Regions from separate parts of the Homo sapiens genome. Here region 1 is linked to region 2. A link is a contact called in ENCODE Hi-C or POLR2A ChIA-PET data. All regions are on one chromosome and are shown on one strand. Each heading gives the region's core, a stretch centred on a gene start or an enhancer-like site at or near the end of the contact. The rest is flanking DNA. Distances are from core to core; before and after follow the strand shown.

The links. A loop is a pair of places that touch in the nucleus more often than their neighbours do. ChIA-PET counts read pairs that join two places held with the same protein, here RNA polymerase II (POLR2A). Pooled maps may share reads with other maps.
Region 1: a pooled map shows a loop between it and region 2 (6-fold over the local background). The contact joins two enhancer-like sites. A Hi-C loop is called at or near these places in 1 of 168 maps with a recorded cell type or tissue (stomach), 1 of 37 single-sample maps with no recorded cell type and 4 of 50 pooled maps. POLR2A ChIA-PET finds 5 or more read pairs at or near these places in 3 of 52 experiments (BJ, Caco-2 and HepG2).

Annotation. Positions count from the first base shown.
Region 1 is chr22:33,490,996-33,495,706 of GRCh38, reverse strand. The region is part of intron 6 of LARGE1 (LARGE xylosyl- and glucuronyltransferase 1); the gene reads left to right. Among named protein-coding and RNA genes, the nearest start is that of MIR4764, 57 kb to the right of the region's middle. Within about 2 kb of position 3,231, at least 2 of the 41 ENCODE cell types and tissues checked have a DNase peak (open chromatin) inside an H3K27ac peak, as active enhancers do.
Region 2 is chr22:33,323,751-33,328,250 of GRCh38, reverse strand. The region is part of intron 10 of LARGE1 (LARGE xylosyl- and glucuronyltransferase 1); the gene reads left to right. Among named protein-coding and RNA genes, the nearest start is that of MIR4764, 110 kb to the left of the region's middle. RefSeq lists an enhancer at 2,736-2,785. Within about 2 kb of position 2,595, at least 2 of the 41 ENCODE cell types and tissues checked have a DNase peak (open chromatin) inside an H3K27ac peak, as active enhancers do.

The DNA of each region.
Region 1 (4,711 bases), core at 1,982-4,481, 170 kb before region 2:
CTCACTCTGACTCAGGCTGGAGTGCAGTGGTGTGATCTCGGCTCACTGCAACCTCCGCCTCCCAGGTTCAAGCAATTCTCCTGCCTCAGCCTCCCGAGTAGCTGGGATTACAGGCACATGCCACCACGCCCAGCTAATTTTTGTATTTTTAGTAGAGACAGGATTTCACCATGTCTGTCAGGCTGGTCTCGAACTCCTGACCTTGTGATCAGCCCGCCTGGGCCTCCCAAAGTGCTGGGATTACAGGTGTGAGCCACCACGCCCAGCCAAACTTTAGTTTTGCTCTGTCCTGGGCAAGTGCTACAGGGGATGGAAAACTTGTTTTTACACTATATAGCATGCACTGCATAAGGCGACCAAGGCAGTCAAGGGCTTGGGAGAGCGTAAATAAGCAAGACAATTCAGATAGCGGTCAGTGCTATGAAAGATGTAAGACTGCAACACGATGGAGACTCAAAGGAAAGTTCAAAGGATGAGAAGCTTCCGCCAAGAGAAGATGCTGTGGAAGTGTTCTAAGCAGAGGGAAGGCAGATGCAAAGGAGAGAGCCTGTGATGTTTGATGGAGAGAAAGGAGGCCTCTGTGTGTCCGGGGGGTGGGGGTGTGGGTGGGGAAGAGAGTGTTAGGCAGTGGAATCATGTTCACGTGGGCCTTGCTGATGAATTGCAGGGAGAGAATAGAGGGAACGAGGAAATCAGCCACAGTTCCAGACTGGGATAGCATTACTGAGTGGAGTGTGGCTCTCCCCTTGAGCCCTAGGGTGCAGTTATCTGCATAGAGGCAGCGCCAAGAGAGGACAGAGACTTGAGGAGAGTTGCCTGCCCTCTCCCAGATTTGCCCTGTGATCCCAGAGAGCCGATTATCTTTCTTCACTGTGATTTTGCAGAACCTGCAGGCAGTTTGGAAACAGCACTGGCAAAGGAGAAAACGAGACTCAGATTTCTCATCCTAGCTGTGACAGAGATGCCAAGTAACCTAGTGGCTTTGTGCAAGTCCTTTAATCTCACAGAACCTCATGTTTCTCATCTGCAAAATGAGTGTAAGATTAGTTAAGCTGCCTACCTGTTAGGGTAGTTGTGAATATCAGTTGGGAAAATTGGTGGGAAAAGAGCTTGGAACCATTTAAAATATACAGATTTGTGAGGAATCAATGCTATGGATCTAACCAATTAAAATAGAATATGGTGGCATGATAGCTAATCTTTTAATGGAATCATTGTCATTTTCTTCTACCATTTTGAGCACTAACTGTGTTAAACACCGTACTGAGCACTTCCACATACATTAATCTTTGTTATATTTTAGAAGCAGCTCAGTCACTTTATTCATTTACGTAAGCTGTCAAGTAGCATTTAACCAAGGGAAACGTCCTCAGTTAATCTTCACAACAGCACACACAAGCCATCTCCATTTTATGGGTAGGGAAACTGAGGCACATCAGTTCAATTCATTGCCCAGGACCCAATAACCTATAAGTGGAAAAATTCCAGATCCACAGCCAGGGCTTTTTGGCTTCAGAGCTCATCAAAGACCATATGCAAAGCTTTCTCTCAGCACAGCTTTATACAGCTGTTGAGCATCAATGCTGTCTATAAATTAGTGTTCAAACTTGGCATCTGTGCTGAAGAGCTTAAAAGTTAATTTCTCGTATTTGTCCTTGGACCTGTGTTAGCCACGGAGTGGGCATCGCCTTGCACAAAGTAGCACCTTTTAAATGAGAGCCTTCACTAGAGATTGAGCAACTGCTGCGTACTTTGCAAATAGAAAGTGTCTTGTGACTGCCACCCAGTTGGAAGATGTAGAGCCCTTGTCAGCACCTGGGTTTGGAGGGTCTCTTAATTATGTCAGGAGTCTGGGCACACTGATATTTATTAGCTCTATACTATGCAGATGTGGACCACAGAGGCTGGGTACCTGGAGTCATTGTTTAAAATAAAGGATCTTGAGTGCAGCTGTGTGGCTGTGAATCCCAGCCCCAAGACATCCCAACTAGGTCACCTTGGAAAAGTGGTTCAATCCCTCTGTCTGCAGTTTCCTCATCTGCAAAATGGGTATGATCATACTGCCTACTTCATAGGGTTGCTGCTGTTGTGGGGGTGGGTGTTGATTTGGAACTATCCACATAAATAAAGCATATTGCCCAGTACTTGGACCAGCACTCAGACTTGGCTGTCATCACCATTAGGTTGAACCATTTTATCACCTCCACAAATGTCAGATGTAGACACATTAAAAAATTCCATGCTCAGGCCGGGCACGGTGGCTCACACCTGTAATCCCAGCACTTTGGGAGGCCGAGGTGGGAGGATCACCTGAGGTCAGGAGTTCAAGACCAGCCTGGCCAACATGGTGAAACCCCGTCTCTACTAAAAATACAAAAATTAGCTGGACATAGTGGCGCGCGCCTGTAATCCCAGCTGCTAGGGAGGCTGAGGCAGGAGAATCACTTGAACCCGGGAGGTGAAGGTTGCAGCGAGCCGAGATCGCACCACTGCACTCCAGCCTGGGCGACAGAGCAAGACTATGTCTCAAAAAAAAAAAAAAAAAAAAAAAAGGCCACCATGCTTGTAGAGCTATCCATTTGGATAGAGATGGTTTTAGCAGGAAGGAATTTGAAAGAGGACCCTCGAGTTATGTGCCAGAGCACTGCTACTCTTCTCACTTACACAGGCATTAAACACAATTTTGAATTTAATGGGATACTCTGATAATTTCTCTTTTGTCCTGAAAATGGATTGTTAGAGAGGAAGCATCACAGCAGAGTATGTTGCCTTTCAAAACAGGGTGCGCATTGCCCACCCGCCGCCCGCATTTCCCTCCTCCCTCCCTGTGGAGATTCAGCTTTTATCAGATACTGTTCAAAGCCCCCAGGACAAGGACAGGACGTCCTTTCATATGAAAGTAATTTAAAACATGTTTTGTTTTGTTTTGTTTTCAGTTAGCACACAACCATATTATGAGGTAAAATTTAAAATGTGCACAATTGATTAAAAATTGAGACTTCAAAGAAATCACTCGCTCATTGGCAGGCTAATTTGGGCTGTATATTCGTTCTCAAGGGCTCTTAGGAATTGTGTAAGTGAAAGAATTTGCAAAGCTCCCGGAGCTTGCAGCCTGTGCCTTCAGACACAGCAGCACGGAGTCCCCACTCTGCTTCCTGTTTACTGTGCAACTGGAGTTTGTTACTTAGAGGCTTAGTTTCCTCTGCTGAAAATCAAGATAGCACTTTCCATTTCAAAGGGTTTGAGGGGACAAAGGAGATTCACAGATGTAAAGGGAAAGTGTGGTGCCCAGGAGGTGGTTTGCACCCAGTGTAGTCCCCCCACTCCTTTGCCTTCACTTGAAAGACGCAAAAGTGTCACTGGCAATGTTGTGCACAGAGCAGACGTCAGAGAATCAAGATGGGCCTGCTTCCTGCCATGGACTTTGGACCCTGCAGCCCCAGCTTCTTGCTCTTTGTGCCTCTCAGCTATAGGGGCTTAATCTGGGAGCTTGGAGTGTCACCATGCCTCCCTTGCATCTCCCTCAGTGATGCATTGGCTCATCTGTCACCTGCCAGTGGCCGACAAGGCCCCATCAGTCTTGCTGTTACCTATTTATCTACCTGCTTTTTCTTCTTTCTGTCATCACTCATTTAGTAATTCAACACTATTCTGGCACCCACTCTGTTCAGAACACTGCCACTGATACTTTTGTATCTTTCTATTTTGAAATATTCCATGAAACTCTTCTTACCATTTGTGGAGCCATAAGGCCACATCAAGGGGTCGGCCTTTCATCTCAGCAAAAATTTTGCATTTCAGCTGCCTCGGGAATGGTTTTCTTTCCCCTCGACCTTGTCTTTATTTCATAGTAATTTAGCCACATCTTGAATTCCTCGTCTTTTCTGTTTGAGTTTGACAGTTTTATTTTGTTTCAACTATGCAATACTAGCCTTCAAGACTGATAAATTCATATTATTCCAAAGCTTTTAGTACCTACCCAATGGTGGGCACAAAAATGGGGCTGTAAGATCGACTTATGATTAAGTTCCAATTTCAGATTAAGTGGTTTATTGTCTAGGCAGAGCTCCTTGTGATTTCTCCTTTATAGGCAAAGAGCTGAGGCTCAGGAGAAATCCAGGCAACCAACATTTTAATTAAAAGGAAGTTTTGAGAAGATTCTTTCATCTTCAGAATTTTCTCTCACCTTGAAGTGAGCGTCGAGCATTGTCTTTTAAATTATTGAATCTGGGCTGGATGGGATAGCTCAGTTGGGAAAATGCGTTCATCTTTTTTAACTACTTTTATCAGAGGTTCTGTCTGACCCTCCATGCATGTGGGTATAATGACCCCAACCTCTTTCTAGCTGTATGCAGTTATATGTAAAACCGCTTCCTGCTCTTTCCTACATAAAAATTCTTGCATTGTATTTTTACATTATTACATGTAGTGGGTGGCCAGCTATCAGGAAACAGCATTTTAGTGCCCTCGAGCTTTTAAAATGTCCCTAAATTTGGAGGTAGACATAGAACAACAATACTATTAACAATTCCATATACTGTGTACCAACACTGTCATATTAAGAGATGTATATCCTCTCAACTGCCCTGAAAGCAGCTTTGTGTTGTCCTAATTTTACAAGAGAAGATCCTTGTAAACAAAGATGTGTCTGGCTGAGGTGGTCTCACAGCAATTGAAGGGGATGTTTGGGTCTCAGGCTCAGGTTTGTCTG
Region 2 (4,500 bases), core at 1,346-3,845:
CACGTTGGTGGCAGGGCTGAAGCCGGTATCAAGCCCTGATTCATAGTTGAGTGGTCTCTCTACGACTATTTAAAATACTCCTCTATCTAAAATTGCAATGCCTGTCCCATACCCCAGCACTCCCTCTCTCCAGGGCTCCTTCATTTTTCTCCATAGTACTTATCACTAATATAATCATGACTTATTTATTTTTGTTGATCATGTCTCTACCCACTAGAATGTAAGCTCTGTGACTACGGGGCTTTTTATCTGTTTTATTCATCAGTACATCTTCATTAAAGAGTGCCTGGCACCAGATCCATGCTCAATAAATCTTGTTGAACAAATGAACTATAACAAGTCCTTTTCTTGAAGCATTTGTGGTGTGCCAGAAGCATCCCTCCACTTGGACTCAGAAAATTTGGCCCAAGCTGGGAATAGTGGCTCATACCTGTAATCCCAGCACTTTGAGAGGCTGAGGCAGGAAGATCACTTGAGCCCCAGGAGTTCTAGACCAACCCAGGCACCATAGTGAGACCTCGTCTCTGTGAAAAATAAGCAAACCACACATGCCTGTGGTCCTAGCTACTCAGGAGGTTGTGGTGGGAGGATCACTTGAGCCTGGGAGGTCGAGGCTGCAGTGAATCGAGACGGCACCACCACACTCTAGCCTGAGCGACAGAGCAAGACCCCGTGGCCCTAGACCAGATCTATGATTTTAGGCATAACTCTAGCCTTACATGAACCTCGGTTTTCCCATCTGTAAAATGGTCAGTAAATGCACCCACACCAGGCTATTTGAGGAAAGTTAAAGGGGTTAAAGTATTCAAAGTGCTGCACCATCTAGGCAGTTATTGTTACGAGTATTTTCCAGAAAGCTTGTCTTGGATACCCGCTCTCTCAACTGCTGGGAGATCACTGCCTCACCTCTGAAATGAAGAAGGCTTCCAAGCTTAACTCTCTCACGCTATGAAGGTGACAGGCCACTTCCAAGGCCACGTTCCCTGACACTAAGCCTGCTAAGAGGAAAAAACAACAGCATCACCTCAACTAGAAGTTAAAAATAAGACACATATAAACAGATTCTATAACATTGTATGGCATCACCCTGCAAGACAATGCCAAGAAACAGATGGCTCTGTGGAAACAGCTGTATCTCAGAAGAATCCCGGAGAAAGCCCAGAATGCATTCCTGCTCTCACGTGCGAGCCGCATGTCGCCAACTCTTCAGTCACGCAGCAGGCAGCAGAGCCCAGGATGGACAGACCCAAAACCCTAAGACAGGCTAGGCTGCTCAAGGCCAGTCTCCAAAGGACCCTCCAGGAATGTGTTAAGCTCCAGAGAGAGGGGGTGAAGGGAAGAGGAGCTGTGGGATCAAGAGACTCAGTGGATACAAGTCTGGGCCACGGTTTCCCCTTGTGGCCTGGCTGCTTTGATCCTGTTCAGCTGCAACTTACACAGAGCCCTGTTTGACCCCTCTAGGCACTGGTTGTCATCTCTCTGCACTTGCCAGGTGTTCGGCCCTCCCTTGTCTATAAAGCAGCTCCCTCCCTTCCTCTCCTTTCCACCATATCTCCCTTTCTCAAGTGGCATCTCTTACTTGTGCAGTAGATAAGAAGGCAGCTCTGGAATGAGGCTGCCTCATGTGAAATCCCAGCTGGACTGCCAGCTGTGGGATTCCTGGTGATCTGCTTAAACTCCCTGCACCTCAGTTTTCTCATCTGTACGATGGAAATTAGTTATTCCTATCTGATAGACTTAAGAGGAATCAATAAAGTAAGACAGGGCCAGGAGCTTAGAACAATGTGGCAGATGGCAAAGGCCCCCCAGAATTAAGGTTTGTGTTGTGATTGCACTGTGTTTGTAATTAGTGACTGGCTTCATTGCCTCTCCTCCTAGACCATAGGAATAATACAAGTGCAGAAGCAGGAGCTCATTCCCCATTCCTAGCACAAGACTTGGCATAAAATAAGAGCCTATGAATTGTATGTGATGCGTGAATTAATACTGATAACTGGGAGGGAGGAGACCAAGCCTTTTTCTTATCTCCTCCAAGTCGAGGTCAGGGCTGGGCAGACCCTCTCTGAACCTTCACTCAACAGTCCTGAATGCAGCCCCCTACCTCCCTGCAAAAGAATGAAAATGGACTCATAGTTTGGTTTCCTTAGTAAAAAAATGCTTTGGGTTCCTGGAACTTGTTGATTAATACACACAGCAGGCAACGAGGAAGGTCGTGAGCTTTTTCTGCCTGTCTGTGTGGCTTAATAAGATGTAACTGCTTTGTGGAAACCACAGGGACAAGCTCTGGGTTAGGTTTCAGGAGACCAGAGTTGGAGCCCCAGCTTCTCTGAGCACCTTGGGCCCTCATCTGTCAACTGAGGGCCCTAAGGGCAGCCTTGCCTGTCTCATGCAAGCGCTGGGGAGGAGTAAAAATGAAATAGTGGATACGAAGCCACCAAAAAGTGAAAGCAAGTTGAAAGTGCAAAGCAACATGCTTGAGTGGTAATTTCCCCATCAGTGATTTCACCCATTGCCCCAAGACATCAGAAGGAGGGGTGTCACAGGAAGGAAGAAACGGGGCCTCCCAGACTCCTTAATTGGTCCATCGTACTATGTCTCCATCACTTACAGGCTACAAGCATTCAAATGTGCCTGTTAGTCAAGGTAGCACAAGCAGCTGTAATGTGGCTCAACCTGCTGGAACCTTGCAGAAAGTCCACATGGGTGTTCATGATTGGCAGGTAGTTTTTCTGCAGGTTGAAGGACCCAGGCTCCTTTTGTCTTGTGGCTCTGCCCTCCACAGAACCCCAGCCTGCTCTACAGGATTCTCTTGCTCTGGCTGTCAGCCAAGAAAAGAAGGCGAATAAAATTTGTTCCTGAGCAAGGCTTCAGAGTGGTGCCTGTACTAGCCAGAGCCTTTCCAGACTCCAGTGGCCAGAGCTGTATCACAGAGTTATTCTTAACTGCAAGGAGGCTGGAGATACAGCCTAGCTCTGTGCCCAGGAAGAGAGCAAAATATGGATATTGGTGAGCACAGGATGTTTCTGCCACCATGTGAAATACATGTGTTGAGTCCTCTGCAGTCACAGAATCGTTTACTGTTAGAACTAGAAAGAAGCCCAGAGGCTGACCAACTAGGCATTGTAGTGAGTTGGTTACCTGCAAGAATTCAGAGGAAATACACCTGGGTTTGAATCTCAGCTACTCTGTTCGCGCATTGTATAACCTTAAGCAATGGCTAAACCTTTCAGATGATGGATGTCTTCTTCTACTAAAGAGGACTAAGAGTGGTTCTTGATCTGTAGAGTTGATGTGAGTCTTACATGAGAAAGAACCTGCAAAAGCTCTCCCCACTTTACCTGACCCAGTGAGTGCGTGATCCTTGAGCGTCACTTTAGGAAGTCCAAACCCTTTGTCTTACTAATTCAGAGACATGACTTGCTCAAGGTCGCATAGAAAATGAGTGTCAGAGATATCAGGTCTCGCTTTTCAGTTATCCCCATAATCTCACTCCTTAGTTTGCGCAACTGTGAACAGAAGTCTCTAAGGCCAGAGCACAGGATGCACTTGTACTCCCTCTGGATCCTCAGGTATAACCAGCCATCATTTCCAGCAGCTCAAAAAGTCAGTCTAGGCCACTGTCCTTAAAGATGAGGAGAAATAAATGCAAACTGCCTAACGGGCCATTTTCCCTTGGGTCCAAATTTCCCTCTGCCTCAGCTGGCTGCCCAAAGAAGCAGTTTAGCAAATGCATTTTATCTCAGGAGAAATCTGTCTTTTGTTTCTGTGCCTCCCTTGTCAGGAGCCCTCTGTTCCCTGTGGCAGTGGCCAGAGAGCAGAGTACAGTAGCATTCAGACCCTGTTAATGAAATACTCCCTCCGGCTCCATGGCTCCCCAGAGAAATTACCCAAACCCTGGGTGAAAAGGAGGCAGGTTTTGTTTTTGGCTTTTTTGTTGTTTGTTTTGGGGGGGGGGTTGTTTGTTTTTGGCTTTTTGTTTTTGTTTTTTTGGCTTTTTTTTTTTTTTTTTTTTTTTTTTTTTTGAGATGGAGTCTTGGTCTGTTGCCCAGACTGGAGTGCAATGACATGATCTCAGCTTACTGCAACCTCCACCTCCTGGGTTCAAGCTGTTCTGCCTTAGCCTCCCGAGTAGATGGGGTTACAGGCACCCACCACCACACCTGGCTAATTTTTGTATTTTTAGTAGAGATGGGGTTTCCCCACGTTGGCCAGGCTGGTCTCGAACTCCCGACCTCAGGTGATCCACCCGCCTCAGCTTCCCAAAGTATTGGGATTATAGGCGTGAGCCACCGCATCTGGCCAAGGAGGCAGTTTCTAAACTGCTAGAGTCTCCCCATTGAGATAACATTAGCCACGCAGTCAGGAATAAGCGAGCCTAAATTAGAATTTGAAAAGGTACATAATATAATCATAACCACATTGCTTAGGTTTGGGTAGCACTTTACAGTTCACAAAGCAGTTTTACGTGCATTAGCTCATTTGAGAAAATTGCAGGGAATT